Linked DNA regions of Mus musculus: region 1 is linked to region 2. Evidence: chromatin loops called from intact Hi-C (ENCODE). Cell type or tissue: left cerebral cortex. All regions are shown on one strand.

The links. Peaks named below come from ENCODE experiments on the same cell type or tissue, not always from the same donor. Only the 100,000 strongest peaks of a DNase experiment are listed, where the experiment ranks them.
Region 1: a loop joins it to region 2, with 2.2 times the contacts of the local background. A loop is called at or near these places in 3 of 42 quality-filtered maps.

What each region holds. Positions count from the first base shown.
Region 1 is chr6:8,773,161-8,781,160 of GRCm38, forward strand. Ica1 (islet cell autoantigen 1) reads right to left here and starts at 5,324. Exons shown (of 14, transcript NM_010492.3): 1 at 4,912-5,324. In left cerebral cortex, no CTCF peak of the experiment used is centred here; DNase peaks (open chromatin) are centred at 4,355, 4,711 and 4,965; H3K4me3 peaks cover 1,819 bases; H3K27ac peaks cover 1,539 bases.
Region 2 is chr6:8,826,972-8,834,971 of GRCm38, forward strand. No RefSeq gene overlaps it. Among named protein-coding and RNA genes, the nearest start is that of Gm38765, 25 kb to the left of the region's middle. In left cerebral cortex, a CTCF peak has its summit at 4,449 (motif pointing left); DNase peaks (open chromatin) are centred at 4,449 and 6,170.

The DNA.
Region 1 (8,000 bases), 54 kb before region 2:
CTTTGATCTTCCCAGCTCACAGATTATCCTACTTTCTAGTTTCCGTGGCTACTCCAAGTTATATACACACAAGAAAAGACTCAGAGCCAGGAGCCACACATGTGAGAACAGGCAGCATTTCTCCTTCTGGTCTGAGTTACCTCAGTCAGTAGAATATTTTCTAGTGCCACCAGCCTACCTAAAACCGTCACAATCTCATTTTCCTATACAGCTCAATAAAATCCAACTGTGTACATGGACCACGTTTTCATTATCTCATCAGTTGAAGGAGATTGAGATTTCCATTCTCTAGCTATGGCAAATGGGCAGATCTGAGAATGTGTCGATGCAGTAGGATGCTCAGTTCTCTAGGCATGTGCAAGGAGTAGTAAATCTGGGCCATACAGTACATCTAATTTTAGACTTCGGAGAATTCTTCACACTGATTTTCTGAGTGCCTGCACCAGTTTACCATCCACCAACAGTGGAGAAAGGTCTTCCTTTCCCCACATCCTAGTTGGCATTTACTGTCAATGGTTTTCTTGATCTTAGTCATTCTAATGGAGGTAAGATGGAATATTAAAGTAGTTTTAACATGTATACGTTCTTATGAGATCTTTCTTAGGCTTTTTTTTTAGTTCTTCTTTTAAGAACTCTATATTATTATACATATATGGGTTGCTTCCTTGACTCTTCATTTAGAATTCTTTATATATTTTGGATATTAATCCTATATCAAATGAAGAGCTGGAAAAGATTCTCCCCCACTTTGTGGTGGTAGACTTTAGAGAACTCACTACCCACAGTTTTCTAAGCCAGTGTAATTCCTAATTGCATGCTAAATATGTGTCCTTCTCTCTACAGACAAGTGCAGCTCTCAAACCTAATCCAGGAAGCTTCTTTTTTCGCAGCAGATGGAGACCATTACAGAAACCCACAACTGATCAAACACTGAGGACATCTCGCTGTGGGATGTTCACTCCAAATGACAAATCTGTAACACAGCACACTTCACCTAAGGTCCAGGAAACACCATGGGGGGTGGGCTGGAAAGGGTTTATGAGCCAGAGGACCGGATCACTCCTGCAAGATTATCTTTTATGATTTATTACAGGGAAGCCACGTCCATGAGATCTCAACAATATGGTGGAAGCCTAAACAAGACCCAGACAATGACAACATCAGGTGACAAGCCAGTGTGCACAGAGGATATCTCACAAGACCCTGTCCTTAAATGAAGAGTTACAGGCAATTAATGACGTCAGAGAGAGAGAGAGAGAGAGAGAGAGAGAGAGAGAGAGACTTAGTTTTCCTCAGTCCTCTGGTTGATTATTCAATATCACGTGGTCATCCCTAAATACATACATATAAGCAACACTAAGTGGATTCAGTATATCTATATATGCATGTGTATATATATGTATGTACATATAGACATATACATATATATGTACCTATATGTATATATTGATATATACATGTGTATATATATGTGTATATGTAACTATCATAATCAAAAGTAAATCAGTGCATGCAAGGATATGGGAGTTGTTGAGATAGGAGTTAGCTAGGGAGTAAGTATGATCAAAAATACGTTTTACAAATTTCTCAAAGAATGAATACATTTATCTCATTAAAGAAAGAAAGTCAACTTAGAGGATACAGAGCATGGCAGAGCAGGGCTTCTCACCTCATGATATCCAGGATGCAGAAAGAGGGAGGGACCAGAGAAGAGGCAAGACCTGATACATGTGCAATCCTGAAAGGTATGTCCCCATTACCTCTTCCAATCAGATCCTTCCACTACTGCCTTCAGATTATGAGTCCATTGATCAGCTAATCCATGGATAATGTCAGATAAGGTTAGAGCTCTCATGAGCCAATCCATTCCCTAGATCCCATCTTTGAACACTTCATTGGTGACCAAGCCTTCAGCATGTGAGCCTTTGGGAGAGGTTTCTTCACAGGCTCCAACCCTGCTGGAACTGAAATTCAAAGCCCGAGAGCTCTCTGTACTCTTCCTTGGTACAGATGTGGTTGTAGAATGAAACACAGTGGATCAAGAACCAAGAAAAGTTAGAAAAGGTTTCACCTCTCTCAGTTGTGGGGTGTGAGGTTACAGTCGGCAGATTCTGGATAGGCGCGCAGGGTAATAAGGCTCATAAACTGTAACCTATCCTCCTCCCTTGATCACACATCTCTGTACCTGATAACAGTGAGATATCTGGGAGCACTGGGCAGCACTATTGTCGATGCCTATCTTTTGGCTTCCAGATGCCAGGATCGCCTGGTACAGTGGGGACATGTTTCCTGATTCGGATGACCTATCATCTTCCCCACCCTCTCCTGTGGGTTTCTGTAACACGGAGTTCATGTTCAATACGAGTTTTCTCTACTAGATCTTGTCACAGTTGTCACACACCAGTGACCCCCTCCCACTAATAAAGCTGCTTCCACCTGGAGAAAACAGTGTACTTGTACCATCAGATACACTGAAAATGGTCACGTTGAAGATTTTCTACTGGAGAACAAGATTTAGTGCACTTTTCATAAGTTTAGATACCGAAGTGAAGATGCTATGTACCACAGCTTGCTACTTGGGTCTACCAGATGGAGGAAGGGCTATAAAATCATAGGCAATTACCAGCTGGTGTCTTTAGCTTTCAGTGGAGAATCAAGGGTCAGTGATCTATTAATCTCAGGTTTCTCCACTTCTTACATGTAGCAGAACTCTGTAGTTTAACTGCTATGTTTTCTTAAGATTCATTTTTAATAACATTGAACCATTTTCCTAAGAATAAGAAATGACATTATAAAATAACATTTCCTTCAATCTGAACACATGAACTGGGCTAACACCGAATGTGTTTGAGAGACTATAGATCATACCCTTGCTTTGACCCTATAGTAGTCTCTAGAAAGATGTTTTTTAAATAAAAGCTCATAGAACCTCTATGGCTGTTCCCTGAGAGGCTCGACCAGCACCTGACCAATGCAGATGCAGATACTCACAGCCAACCATCAGGCTGAGCCTGGGGACCCCAATGGAAGAGCTAGAGGAAGAACTGAAGGAGCTGAAGGGGATTGCAACTCCATAGGAAGAACAATATCAACTACCTGAACCACCCAGAGCTCCCAGGGACTACACCACCAACCAAAGAGTACACATAGAGGGAGCCATGGCTCCAGAAACACATATAACAGAGGATGGCCTTTGGGACTTATCAATGGGAAAGGAGGCCCTTGGTCCTGTGGAGGCTTGATGCCCCAGTGTAGGGGGATGCTAGAGCAGTGAGGTGGGAGTGGGGGAGTGGATGGAGGAGAACCTTCATAGAGGCGAAGGTGAGGGGGAAGAGGGGGGATGGGGGGCTTGTGGAGGGGTAACCGGGAAGGGGGATATCATTTGAAATGTAAAGGAATAAAATGATTAATAAAAATAAATAAATACATACAAATAAAAGCTGAGACCTAAAAAGGATCAGAAACAATTCAGAGTGGGCAGGGAGATGGCGGGGCAGGCAAAGGTGTTTAGGGTACAAAGTTGGCAACCTGAACTGAACACCAGGAACCTATGTAGAGGTAGAGGAGGCAACCAAAGCCACAGAATTATTATTCTCTGACCTTCACATGTGGGGCATGCAAGTGTTCACACATCATGCACAGCAGACATGTGTGTGTGTGTGTGTGTGTGTGTGTGTGTGTGGTGTGTGTGTGTATGGTGGTGTGTGTATGTGTGTGTGTGTGTGGTGTGTATGTGTGTGTTGAACAAAGGGTAAGAAACATTTTGGAGTGTGAATTTCATAATCGTGTCCTATTTTATTCCCTAACTTCTGAGCGGTCAAGATGTCAGATTTAAACCAGAGGATCATGGGAGCCAATCTGAGAGACTGCCGATATAAACACTCACACATGCAGTAAGTTATCGCTTAAAGAACCATAATGGTCAGCAAATACTCCATGTGTCTTCCTCCATTCATAACCATTTTCAAACCAGCTGGTGATGTCTTTTCCAGGTCCATGGAATGTTTAGTTAGCAGCTGCTCAGGTTGATGGATAAACCCTTCTTGTGCTAGATTCAATGCTATCTAAAAATGGAGAATATAGTCTCATTTCTAGACCTTAATGCCCACCAAAAGACCCCAAACGTTATTCACGGATATGGCACGTTAAAGGCTCCAAAGAGTGGTTCAGAGGCTTTGGAACCCTACAAGTCAAAAGATAGTGTGAAGGTTAACGGGGGAGCCGCTTGGGAGAAAGACTGGCATAACAGGATATTACTTTCAGAGGAAACAGGAGCTGCATCAAGCCTGGGCCAGGAAAGGCGGAGTCAGCAGCGCAGCACCCAAAGAAACCCCGCGTGCCAGGGTTTGCAAGAACGTGGCGTGCTCAGTGACTCTTCCTAGCCCGCAGGGGCCAACCACAGGCCTCCTGGCACCAGTCATTACAAAAAAGGTACCCATCGGCTCTTAGCAGTCCCTGCCAAAGACTAGCATAGGAGGAACGGCAAAAGTAAACGTCAGATACCGCTGCAGGTGAACTTGTCAACAAGTCAGCTCTAGACGAAAATCCCAGTCCAGAGGGGACCTGGGAGGAAGGGAAGGGTAGGCCAGCACCGGCTTGGGTATGGGCGCAGGTGCTCTCTGGTTTCCCTCCCGCTCCCTGGGGGCTGACGCACGCTCCTAGGGCGCGCGCATCCTCCACACATCCAGGCCCGAGGGAGGATCTGCGGGAGGGAAGAGGATGATGCTCCTCCCGCACCCGATGGGGGGGTGGGTGTGTGGATGAGGTGACCCGCCTGGAACCCGTAGCCCGCAAAGGGCAGTAGAGGCGGCCTTGGCTTGGCGCCCCCGACCACCCGGCCACCCGGGCGTCTCCCACTGCAGCATGCAGCCCGCCCGGCCCGCCCCCGCCCCGGCCCTGGAGGGCAGGTACCTTGGTGCTCCGGCCCCCAGGAGCCTCCCGGCGGAGATCCTAGCGTCCCTCCAGCTCCCTGCGCCGACGTCAGCGTCAGCACTGGCGAGGGAAGGGGCGGGGAGCGCAGGAAGCGGTCCTTCCTGCAGCGGCCGCCGCCAGCCGGAATAGCAACGCGGAGCCGGTGCGCGCCGCAGCGCAGCGCGGCGGCCCGAGCCGGCGCCCTCCCCTCCGCCAGAACCCGCCGCCTCCCTTCCTGCGGGGACAGCGGCCACTCTCTGCAGGACCCAGGGATCCTGGTGGGGGAGGGCGGTGGTCTCACCTGGTTTGGGGCGGATCAAGGATGAGAGGACCGAGTGTCCCTCTCTCTACTCCCTGGGGTTTTCCCGTGACCCCCATGTCTAGGGTATCTGGCGTTTGGACCTGCTGCCAGAGATGACCCCGCCCCTGCTCCCTAGCAGGTGTTCCACGTGTCCATAGCGTTCGCGTCACAATGACCTGTCTACAGGTGGCTGACGCCTAGAACACCTCAGAGTTCCTTCCTCGGTTTGTGTAAAGGGTGCGTGCTACTTTATAGAGTTTGGTTACTTGAATGGACAGGAGATTTCGTGAGGTCAGTGCCAAAACAAGTAGGTTTGCATCTGGAGTCCAAATTTGGGCTTAAAGGCTAAAAAGGCAGTGTTAAGAAAACAGCTGGGTATGTATTTACACACTTTTTTTTAATATCCATATGCCATATCAGTCACCTATACTTACTTTAGACAGTGTTTCATCTCTTCTTATCCTTTGTCACAAAACACAAACCTCAGTTTCTGGAGTACCTTGCATATCACAGGAGAGGGATATCAAATAATGGTTCCCAATGCTGTCTATACTGATAGAGATACTGGGCTCACCCCTCCTTCGATGTCATAGAGAAGTTTGTTGAATGATCACTGCTAGGAACAGCTAGTAGGTGGAAAGAAAAATTACTTAGTAATAATGCAAACAAGCCAGAAATCCACAGCTAACATAAAAGGGTTGTTTCCTGGGTGCCAAACCAATACTGTGTCCTTCACACTGAATTTTTTGATGGCCCAATATGGTGGTTAAAATTATCCCCGTTTTAAGGGTGAAGATACCGTAGCTCAGAGTTCCCTACGGAAGACTGGTGGATCTGATAGCCTTGGCATGGCTCAGTAGTGAAGAACCAGGGTTGAACCTAGGGTTGTCTGAACCAAGATTTAACCTGAGGAGAGAGTGGGGTTTAAAGCATGGTTAGGGATAACTCAGTGGCTGAACACTTACCTAGCATGCACAAAGCCCTGGGCTTGGTCCCTAGGAAAGCAAAGTAAGAAAAGTGTCCAAACATAGAAAGAAATGCTAATTTCTTCTAACATCAGAGGTACGCTGAAGGGCCAAATTTCCCTTGACTCATACCAGTCTTCATACCAGTCGCAATTTATTAATTACATGAAAATATAAGAATTCCACTCACTTATCAAAGATTGGTTTTGAGGCAAATGCATTTTTTTTTTTTTATAAGAAAGCCAGTGTCTGATGTGTTGAAAGTGTCCCCTAGAAGCATAGTTCACTGGGACCTAAGCTCTGGAAAGAACAAAGAAGTAGATTTACAGAACCATTTAAGGGCTAAGGCAGACACCTTGGCCAGAAGTCTGAGAGCCTGTCAGTCACAGAGGCTGAGTTTAGCCTTCAAAGACAGTACCTGCCATCGAAGAACCCACAGGATGAAAGCAGGGTCTGGCCAGTGTGAACAGAATCCCCCTAGCTCCCAGAGACTTTAAGAGCACACCTTAAGTGATGTCTTATTCATTTATTTAATTTGTTTTTTTGAGGCATGTTCTAGTTGTGTAGCCCAAGTTGGACTGGAACCAGAGATCCTCCTGCCTGGGATGGATGCTGAATGGTTAGATGATAGGATGTCCTCCCATGCATAGCTTTAAGTGACTTTTCTTCACCTCCAGCCTTGTTCTAGTGCTTAGGATAGGATTTGAGGAAGAAAATAGTTCTGCTCATCCTACATCACCCCAGGGTACTTTTACCTTTCCACTAAAAAAATTCTCTCCTCCTGGACTGGAGAGATGGCTCACAAGTTAAGATCACTGGCTACTCTTCCAGAGGACCTGGTTTCAATTCCCAGTGCCCACATGGGGGCTTGTAGCCATCCATAGCTCTAGTTCCAGGGGATCCAACACCTTCTTTTGACCTGCATGGGCACCAGAGTACACAAACATACATGCAAGCAAAACATCCACATAACAGAAATCAATATAAAAAAGTAAAAATTTCTCTCTTTTTACAACACTTCCATTAGTTTCTAGGTGATCTGTTGCTTCATCTTGCAGAGCGTGTTCAAGGCGCCAGTGAAAATTGGGACCAAAAAAAGGATGGTTACTGGATGGTGGGATCTGAAATTAGAATCAAAATGCAGATTCAGAGGTGAACAGAACAATGAACTTCTTCATAGGAAATACTCCCTCTGGATTCGAGGTGTGGCTGATGGGACTGTAGGGTTAGAGACCTTTCGAGGCTATTGATAACATGGATTCTAGAGAACAGTGGGCCAATTCCAAAAGTCTGTTTCCTTCCCTTAGAAAGTGGGAGCTAGGCCTTAGTATTAGCTACTTTTCTTGTTGCTGTGACATAGTAACTTAAGAGAAAAGCAACTTGAAGAAAAGTTTACTAGAGTTTGTGGTTTAATGGGGTAAGGTATAGCAGGCTAGGGAAGGCATGGCAGCAAGAATGTGAAACAGCTGGTCATATGACTCACAGGAAGGGAGAGAGAGAGAGAGAGAGAGAGAGAGAGAGAGAGAGAGAGAGAGAGAGAGAGAGAGAGAGATTTTTGGATCCCAGCCCCTAGAGTCATTCTTTCCCCATTAGTTCAACCTCACAGACAGAACTAGGACTGTCTCCTTAGTGACTAACTGGTCACAGGTCTACTCCTGTCAACTTGATGCCCAAACATCAGTTTTTTTTTATTACGTATTTCCTCAATTACATTTCCAATGCTATCCCAAAAGTCCCCCCCCCCACTCCCCTACCCACCCATTCCCATTTTTTGGCCCTGGCATTCCCCTGTACTGGGGCATATAAAGTTTGCGTGTCCAATG
Region 2 (8,000 bases):
GGAATTTTTGTCATTTCCTTCCCTGAGCACTTCCTTCCTGCTGTTTCTCATTGTTTGGTAAAAGGGCCGTTCCAATTGGACACTAGCTTTTCTTGATTTGGATCCCAGGAGTCTGGCTTCACCCTCGCCATATTGTGCACACCCTGTGTGTCCCACGCTAATACTTGCTCTTCCCTCTGCTTTCTCTTCTGGTTCCTAAGAAACGCAATGATGTGTTTTCCTCTGGAAAACTCTGGAAGGATAGGTGGATCTTTCCTGAGAGCAGTTATTCAACCATGTTGGCTCCCTGGATTTTATGCGCTGAAGTTAGAAATCAAATCCAGGATCTCAAAAGTGCAGCATCTGGGTCTCCACATGAGACTGTGAGAATCCCCTAGACTGTGGGTCATGGCCCCCAAATGACTGTTGGAAAACACAGACATTTATATAACAATTCATAAAAGTAGCACAATTTACAGTTCTGAAGTAGCCATGAAAATAATTTTATGTTTGGGGTTCACTAGAACAGGAGGAATTGTATTAAAGAGCTGTAGCATTAGGGAGGTTGAGAACCCCTGCTCTACAAAGTGTGATGGTGGGAAGCTATGAACAAGTCAGTCGTCATCCTTCAGTGCTCTCTTCAGAGGTGGCCTTTCTCTCTTTCTCGAACGGGTCAGAGGATTTGAAAGTTATAGGCGATAATCTCAAAAAATTTCTTTGACATTTATTTATGTTACCTGGTTTTGCTTCCCTTTAAAAATTACTTGGTATCTCTTATATATAGCCGTTACTATAATAACCAATGTGTATCTCCTATTTTACACGTGAAAAGAAAAAAAAAAAAAAAAGACGTGCCAAAGTTAAGTAAAGACTGCTAGACATGAGGACAGTTAGGAAGGTTGCTTTTGAATACCGCCGCTGGCTGAGGGGCTGTTTTCAACTGATGATTACCGAGGGAGTGAGAGTCAGTATTTTGGGTGATGCAGTTTGTGATAGGTTACCAACGCTATAGTGAGTATTTGCAATACTTATATATACTCTGGCAACCTTAAAGGACTCAGGGGGAGGGAAAAATGTTGTAGCAATAAGGGAGGATTTGAACCGGAGGGAGGTGGGAGAGGGTAGAGTCGACCAAAGCACGTCATATACATGTGTAAAATTGATTCTGGCCATTTAAAAACTTTAAGTTTTAGATAGTTATATTACGTTTAGACTTGTGTCAGGAGAGAACCAACAAGAGGAAGGGCACTGTAGAGAAAAGCTGTTCATCATGTATGACAGTCAAGAAGCAGGCAAAGAGAGACGGGGTTCAGGAATGAGCCATGCCTGTAGAGGGTGGTTCTGAAGCTCTGACTGGGAATGTGGGTGTGAATCCTGAAGGTCCTGTTTTCCAATTGGTCCTTGATCAATCAACAAAGATGCTAGCAGCCAGTGGTTGGGCAAAAGAGGTGGGACTTCTATTTTCCTCCGCAGGCAGGCTGTCAGACATAGGAGAAAAGAGTCGCCATGCTTCTGAGGGAGAAAGAGCCACCAGCCAAGTGAGATCTAAGGTGGGGTGGACATTGACTGGTTCCCTGACTGGACCTGGGGCAGCAGGCAGGAGATTAGAAACGCAACTAAGGTGAGGGCAGATTTAGGGTGCTGAGCTAGGACTAAAGATAACTGAGCAACTAAAGGTGAGGGAAAATTTAGAGATGTTGAGCTGGGAGCGAAGAGAAGGGCACGTTTGCAGAGAGAGGCTTAGAAGAGCCCAGCCACTGAGCTAAAGCGTATTAAAAATAAGTTTTGTGTGTGTGTGTGTGTGTGTGTGTGTGTGTGTGTGTGTGTGTGTGTGTGTGTGGTATCCGTGGATCCGGGAACCGGTCTGCCTGGAGCTTACAGTAGGTAGTAGGAACTTTATGTTGCCATTGCCCTTCAAGGGCAATGAAGGATCTATTTTATCCACATTAGACAGACTTCCTAGTAGCCCATTCAGTAGGATTTGTCAATAATGATTGGCTTATTGGTAAAGTTAGTCCTTATGATCAATCAGCTGAGTTTATGGTTTTTTGTTGTTTTTTTTTTTTTTTTTTTTTTTATGGGATTTCTGTATGTGTGAGTGTGTGATTGTGCATGTTTCTTGTATTTTCCCCCCTTTGGCTCCCTTTTCCCTGTTTATTTTGTACCATTCCATTGATTTTTGTTGTTGCCTGTTTGTTATCTAATGAGAGAGAGAGAGAGGGAGGGAGAGAGAAAATGATTTAGATTTGAATGAGTCTTGGAGTAGTTAAGGGACAGAAAATCATGATCAGAATACACTATATGAAACTAATCTATATCTAATAAAAGGTAAAATTATAAATAATAGAAAAATCACTTTTGGAAGTTTTGCCATGAAATTTATGAATTCAAAGATGGGCACAAGTACATTTATTCTCTATGGTTTTTCTTTTGCTTGGCTGTGAGGTGTTTTTAGCTCCCCCACCCCACAATGTAAAAGTTGAACTGTGGAGTAAACCCACTTACAATAACATTGAGACTAGCAAAACAGCAGTGCATTAAAATATGCAAGTATACAATGTGAAGTTTAGAGGAGTGTTTCTCATCTCTGCCCACCCATTAGACTCTCGTGGGAAGCTTTTAAATGTCTGACGACTCCAGCATACCCAGGCCAATTAAATCTAAATCTCTGGAGTAGGATTCAAGCATGAAGGTCCAAGGCTGTGGTTGAAATCTCTCAGGGTTTATGTGATAAATGACCTACTTTAAACCACCTCTTTAAAAAGAGATCAAAGGAGCTACCAGGAAAAGATTCAATCTGGGTAAGATGTGCAAGATTTTCTATTAAAGAAAAAAAGAGAATGTTCATGAAACTTACATCACATACTCTTTGCAGATCACAGCAATTATCTCAGATGCTTTTTATTGAGGCTCCATGATTGATGACCCATCATGAAAACCCCATGTCTTCACCTGGCTCCTATCTGTCAGTTTTATATTTCTACTCTACACTCCACTGAAAACATGAAGTCAGATCGATACAGTTATGTTAATGGCTGTAATATGCATCTCATTTGCAAAGGAATAGCAGTACATGATTTCCTAAGTTCCGAATTCCTCAACTCATTGACCAGCAATGTGTCATGACAACACTGAATGTCTGAGTGGCCCACTGGCGGCATCTTACAGATAAAAAGCAGCAACACAGGCAGGAATCTAGACAGTGACAGCACTGAGCAAACTTAAATGATCTTTAATGCTGTTTGTAGGTCCACTTGGTATTCCAACTCAGACGATGACCTCTAGGAGAAAAGCCAACCAACCTTGTGCTTTGCATCATCTTGACTCACAACTCCTTGTCACTTTGAATATTGAGCAGAGTTCTCCTATCAAATAAAACAAAAGCAAAAGCACACGGCCATAAAAAAAAAGTCACAATACTAGAATCACACAATTTCACCCAAACAAGGCAGCAGCAAATGCCTCCTTGGCAGGCTCTTCCTCTGTGTTCCGGGTGCATGTGGGTCTCTGTTTTCTCCTTGTCCTTGGTGTTTGGGTCCCAACATTTGCCATGCACAGTTCATTTGGGGTTTTCATAGTGCAGGACTCAATGTTTCCACGTGGTGAACAACTTCCAGGATGTATCTCTATGGGGAATAGAAAGGTATTAGACATTTTGTTGCAGAGACTTGAGTGTAAGTCCTGAAGGTGGGAAGGACAGAGAGAATCAAATTCTTGTTGGAATACTTAAGTGAGCTCACTGATACAAGAGACCTGTTGGAGATAATATGAACTTGTGTAAATGGAGGACACCTTCCTGGCCTATAACAGAAATGAATGAAAGGTTAGGGACAGAGTACAACAGGTCATCTTTTTAAGTAATAGAGAAACTAGAAACCAATCTCAGGTATGCCTGCCCATTCAATGAGCAACTCATCTGAGATTTCACAAGGATAAACTGCATTCAGGGACCACTGCATCATTGTCACCTATATAAAAAAAAAAAGTTTTAAATAGACTTTGATGAACAAGTTTTTTGTGAAGGTCTTCTTGCCAATGCATATAGCAGAATTTTTAAAAAGGCCAATGGGCAAACACTAACACTTGACACGGGCAATTATTTTGATAATGAATCTTTACAGCAGCAGCACTCTAGCCTAAGGGAGTCACTGGGCTTGTTTATTTGAAAAGCATGGAAAAACAAAACAAAAACTTGAAACAAGAAAAGGACTAGAAAGTGTTTGGGGTTCCAGACACAGTTCTGATTTTTCCACCAGGAAGTAATTAGATCCTTACTTCCTGACATGGCTTGGGGATGCACTGCTAGGATCTGAAGATACAGCAAAACAAAACAAAACAACAAAACAAAACAAAACAAAACAAAGCAAAACAAAACAAAACAAAACAAAACAAAACAAAACAAAACACACACTCAAAATAGCCTGGAGCTAGATTTGGCATATTTGTTTAAACCAATAGTGACATCTGGTGGCTGCATATACCAATGACTATTAGCATCCTTCGGGCTTCCCCAGTAAGTTTTAAAATGGCTGCTTTTCTCATGTTAAAGTATCAAAGGCCAGTTGGGAATCTTACTGATATTTTTTTGTTTATATAAACAAATGAATTTAAAAAAATGTGAATGGTCCTTTGAAAATCCAACCCCCTCGCCTTTTAGATAACACAATCAATAAGACTCTAAATTGTTTTGTCTTTGTAGCTACTTTCTACTAGAAGATTGTATTGCCCTGCAGTTGCTGGGATTTCTGCCACTTTACATTTTAAAATAAGTTAATTAGCTTTATTCTGTCATTCACCCAAGACCCATTCTCTGCCAGCCTCCATGCTGGGCATCAGGACTGATGCAAAATTGGGGTTCAGACAAGAGGCTTGGGTTGTTGCAGGCCTGGCTTGGAGTTCACCGTAGCCTGAAGTTCTAGCATCCTTTTGTAAAAAGAAGCAAGGTGAACTTTGGTTTTTGTTTCTTTCATCTAGCTTAATTTTTTAGTTCCTTCTGCCATAGCAGGTGCATACCCCTGATCTGACTCTCAGCTCTCCTTCCCTTAGACCATGTCTGTAGTTTTTGTACATGAGTGTGTGTGAACAAATCTCTATGGAATGCTTAGTGTCTGACCTCACATTTTCCATGTGTAATGGTAATGCTCCCATTAGCTTACAGTGACCATCTCCCTCCTCTTAGTCTCTCTCCAACTGTTGTCTCAGAATTCCATTATTCCCAGTCTTTTCTATAATGTCCTATTTTTCTCTTTTTTTTTCACACAGGAATTTATGAAGTCACTTAAAATATTATTATTATTATTATTGGCCATTTGCTGCTTTTCCCTATTATACATACATATTACAAACATACATACATACATACAAACATACATGAAAAAAAATCAGGTCTTAGTATGTACAAGAATTTTCCTAAGACTCTAATAAGGACCACAGTAAGGGACTGAATTCAGTTTCTTGGCTGGGACAATGGCTCAATGAGTAAAACTGCTCACTCAGAAGGTACAGAGACCTGAGTCCAAATCCCCAGAACCTAAATAGAAGCTAGACTCATAGCACAGGCATCGGTTGTCCCAGTGCTCCTATGAGGAAATAGGATGGGAGATAGGGGAGCCCCCAGAAAGTCACTTCAGCCAACCTGATGTGTACAGAAAAAAAAAAAAATCAAAGAAGCCTTGCTTCTAACAAGGTAAGGAATAACACCCAAGTTTGTCCTTTAACCTCTGAATATACTGTATGCCATGTGTATGACTACATTCATACATATGAATGCTGGCACATATGAACACACGCACACACACACACTGAACCCACCCGGATCCTTAGACTCTGTAGCATTCATTTTCACAACCCACTCAATGCCTCCAGAAGGCACATTGTCCAGCCCCTCCTCAGCAACTCTTTTTTTTTTTTTTTTTTTTAGCACTTTTTATGGCTTCTGGAATATCTGTGACCAAAAACAACAACAAAAAAAAAAAAACAACAAAAACAACAACAACAACAACAACAACAAAAATGATTCAGCGAGGGAGAATGTGTAGAAAACCTCTTCATCTTTGTTCACCATGGCTTTTGAAGAAGGAAGTGGAGTCAGTCACAGTCAGCTCTGTATTCACTTTAGTTTCCTTAGGAACACAGGCAGACAGGTGGCTCAAACAGAAGTCTCAATTATTTATAAATGACTGTGGGGAAATATTTACTCTGGGAACACTAACCATTTTCTGCATGAATCATTTATAGTCTTTGCTATTTAGAGCAGCAGTTAGCTTTGCTATCATCTATTCATTTCTACACTGAGTCAGAGACACTTAAGTCAGCAGGCATGCTGGAATAACCAGTAGGTTCTTTCTTAAATATTAGGCACAAAGTAAAACTGATCGTTATACCCGTCTTTCTAAAATATTGTTCCCAAATCACCTTCCTCTGTGTAGGAAGAGGAAGATGAATTTAGACACACAGGAAGGGCAGAAGGGACAGTAAGAGAGCTGCTGGTCCCTAATCAAGGACATTGTGTGAGTTAACTCTTATTGCCTTCCATGTAGACATTGTTTAGAATTGCTGCTTACTGGCTGTGGGGCTGAAGATCCTCTAAGAGCCTCCTACAACACAGCCTCTTACAACACACTCCTGTCTCTGTGACCTTTGCTTTCTTTTCTAACCTCATCCATAGAGTTCTATCTATACCAGGGTTTTAAAACTTTATCCTATCCAAGGATTTCTCTCATACTGTTTTCCTTTGTTGGAATTTTTTTTGGTAGGTATGAAGGTTTGTATATGCTTGGCCCAGGGAGTGGCACTATTAGGAGGTATGGCCTTTTTGGAGTAGGTGTGTCACTGTGGGTGTGAGCGTAAGACCCTAGCTGCCTGGAAGTTAGTATTCTGCTAGCAGCCTTCAGATGCAGATGTAGAACTCTCAGCTCCTTCTGCATCACACCTGCCTGAATGCTGCCATGCTCCCTCCCACCTTGATGATAATGGATTGAATCTCTGAACCTGTAAGTCAGCCCCAATTAAATATTGTCCTTTATAAGACTTGCATTGGTCATGGTGTCTGTTCACAGCAGTAAAACCCTAGCTAAGACAGAAGTTGGTACCAGGAGTGGGATATTGCTGTGATAGGCCTAATCATGCTTTTGTTTAGAAGAATGTGAAGTTTGGAACTTTGGATTTGGAAAGCAGTGGAATGCTTTAAATGGGACTTAATGGATTATCCTAGTAGGAATATGGGAGACTTTGCTACTGAGAGTGATTTGAATTGTGAGGACCTGGCCTAAGAGGTTTCTGTGGAGGATTTAGATATGTGGCTTAGAGACTGTTTTTTTGTTTTTGTTTTTGTTTTGTGCTATTTTGGTGAAGAATGTGGCTACTTTTTGCCCTTGTCTAAAGAGTTTGCCTGAGGCTAAGGTGAAGAGACTCAGACTAGTTACATTGACTAAGGAAGCCTCAGAAAGGCCCATCATAGACTTTGTTCTCTGGTTAAATCTCATGAAGAGCATTTTAAACAAGCCTAGCAAGTTGAGAAAGGAAAAATATAAAATATAATGGTTCAAGTATTAAAGGGGCACCAGGAGGTGAAATGGAGGTGAATTCTGTGTTCAAGGATCTTAACTTGAATTAAGGGAGTAGTGACCTTGGGGCAAGATCCTACCCAGCTAAATTTAGGTCCAGGCATGGTGTAGTACTAGCCTTTAATCCCAGGAGATAAAGACAAGCAGGTCTCTAAATTCAAGGCCAGCCTAAAACATAGCAAGATCTAGGTGAAGAAAAACTTAAATCCAGACTTGGTGGACCAACCACACCTTTAATCCCAGTGCTTAGGAGGCAGGCACACAGATCTCTGAGTTCAAAGTCAGTCTATGGATCAAGTTCAGGACAGCCAAGCTTAGGCAGTGAAAGAGTTGGAAAACATAAAGCTGGTGATAATGTAGAACAAGGGGGCCGTGTTCCAGCCCCAGCAAGAATCAGAACTGGGCAGCTTTGGACATGTAGCTCTGGCTTTGGAGTCCAAAATAGAAGGAACTACT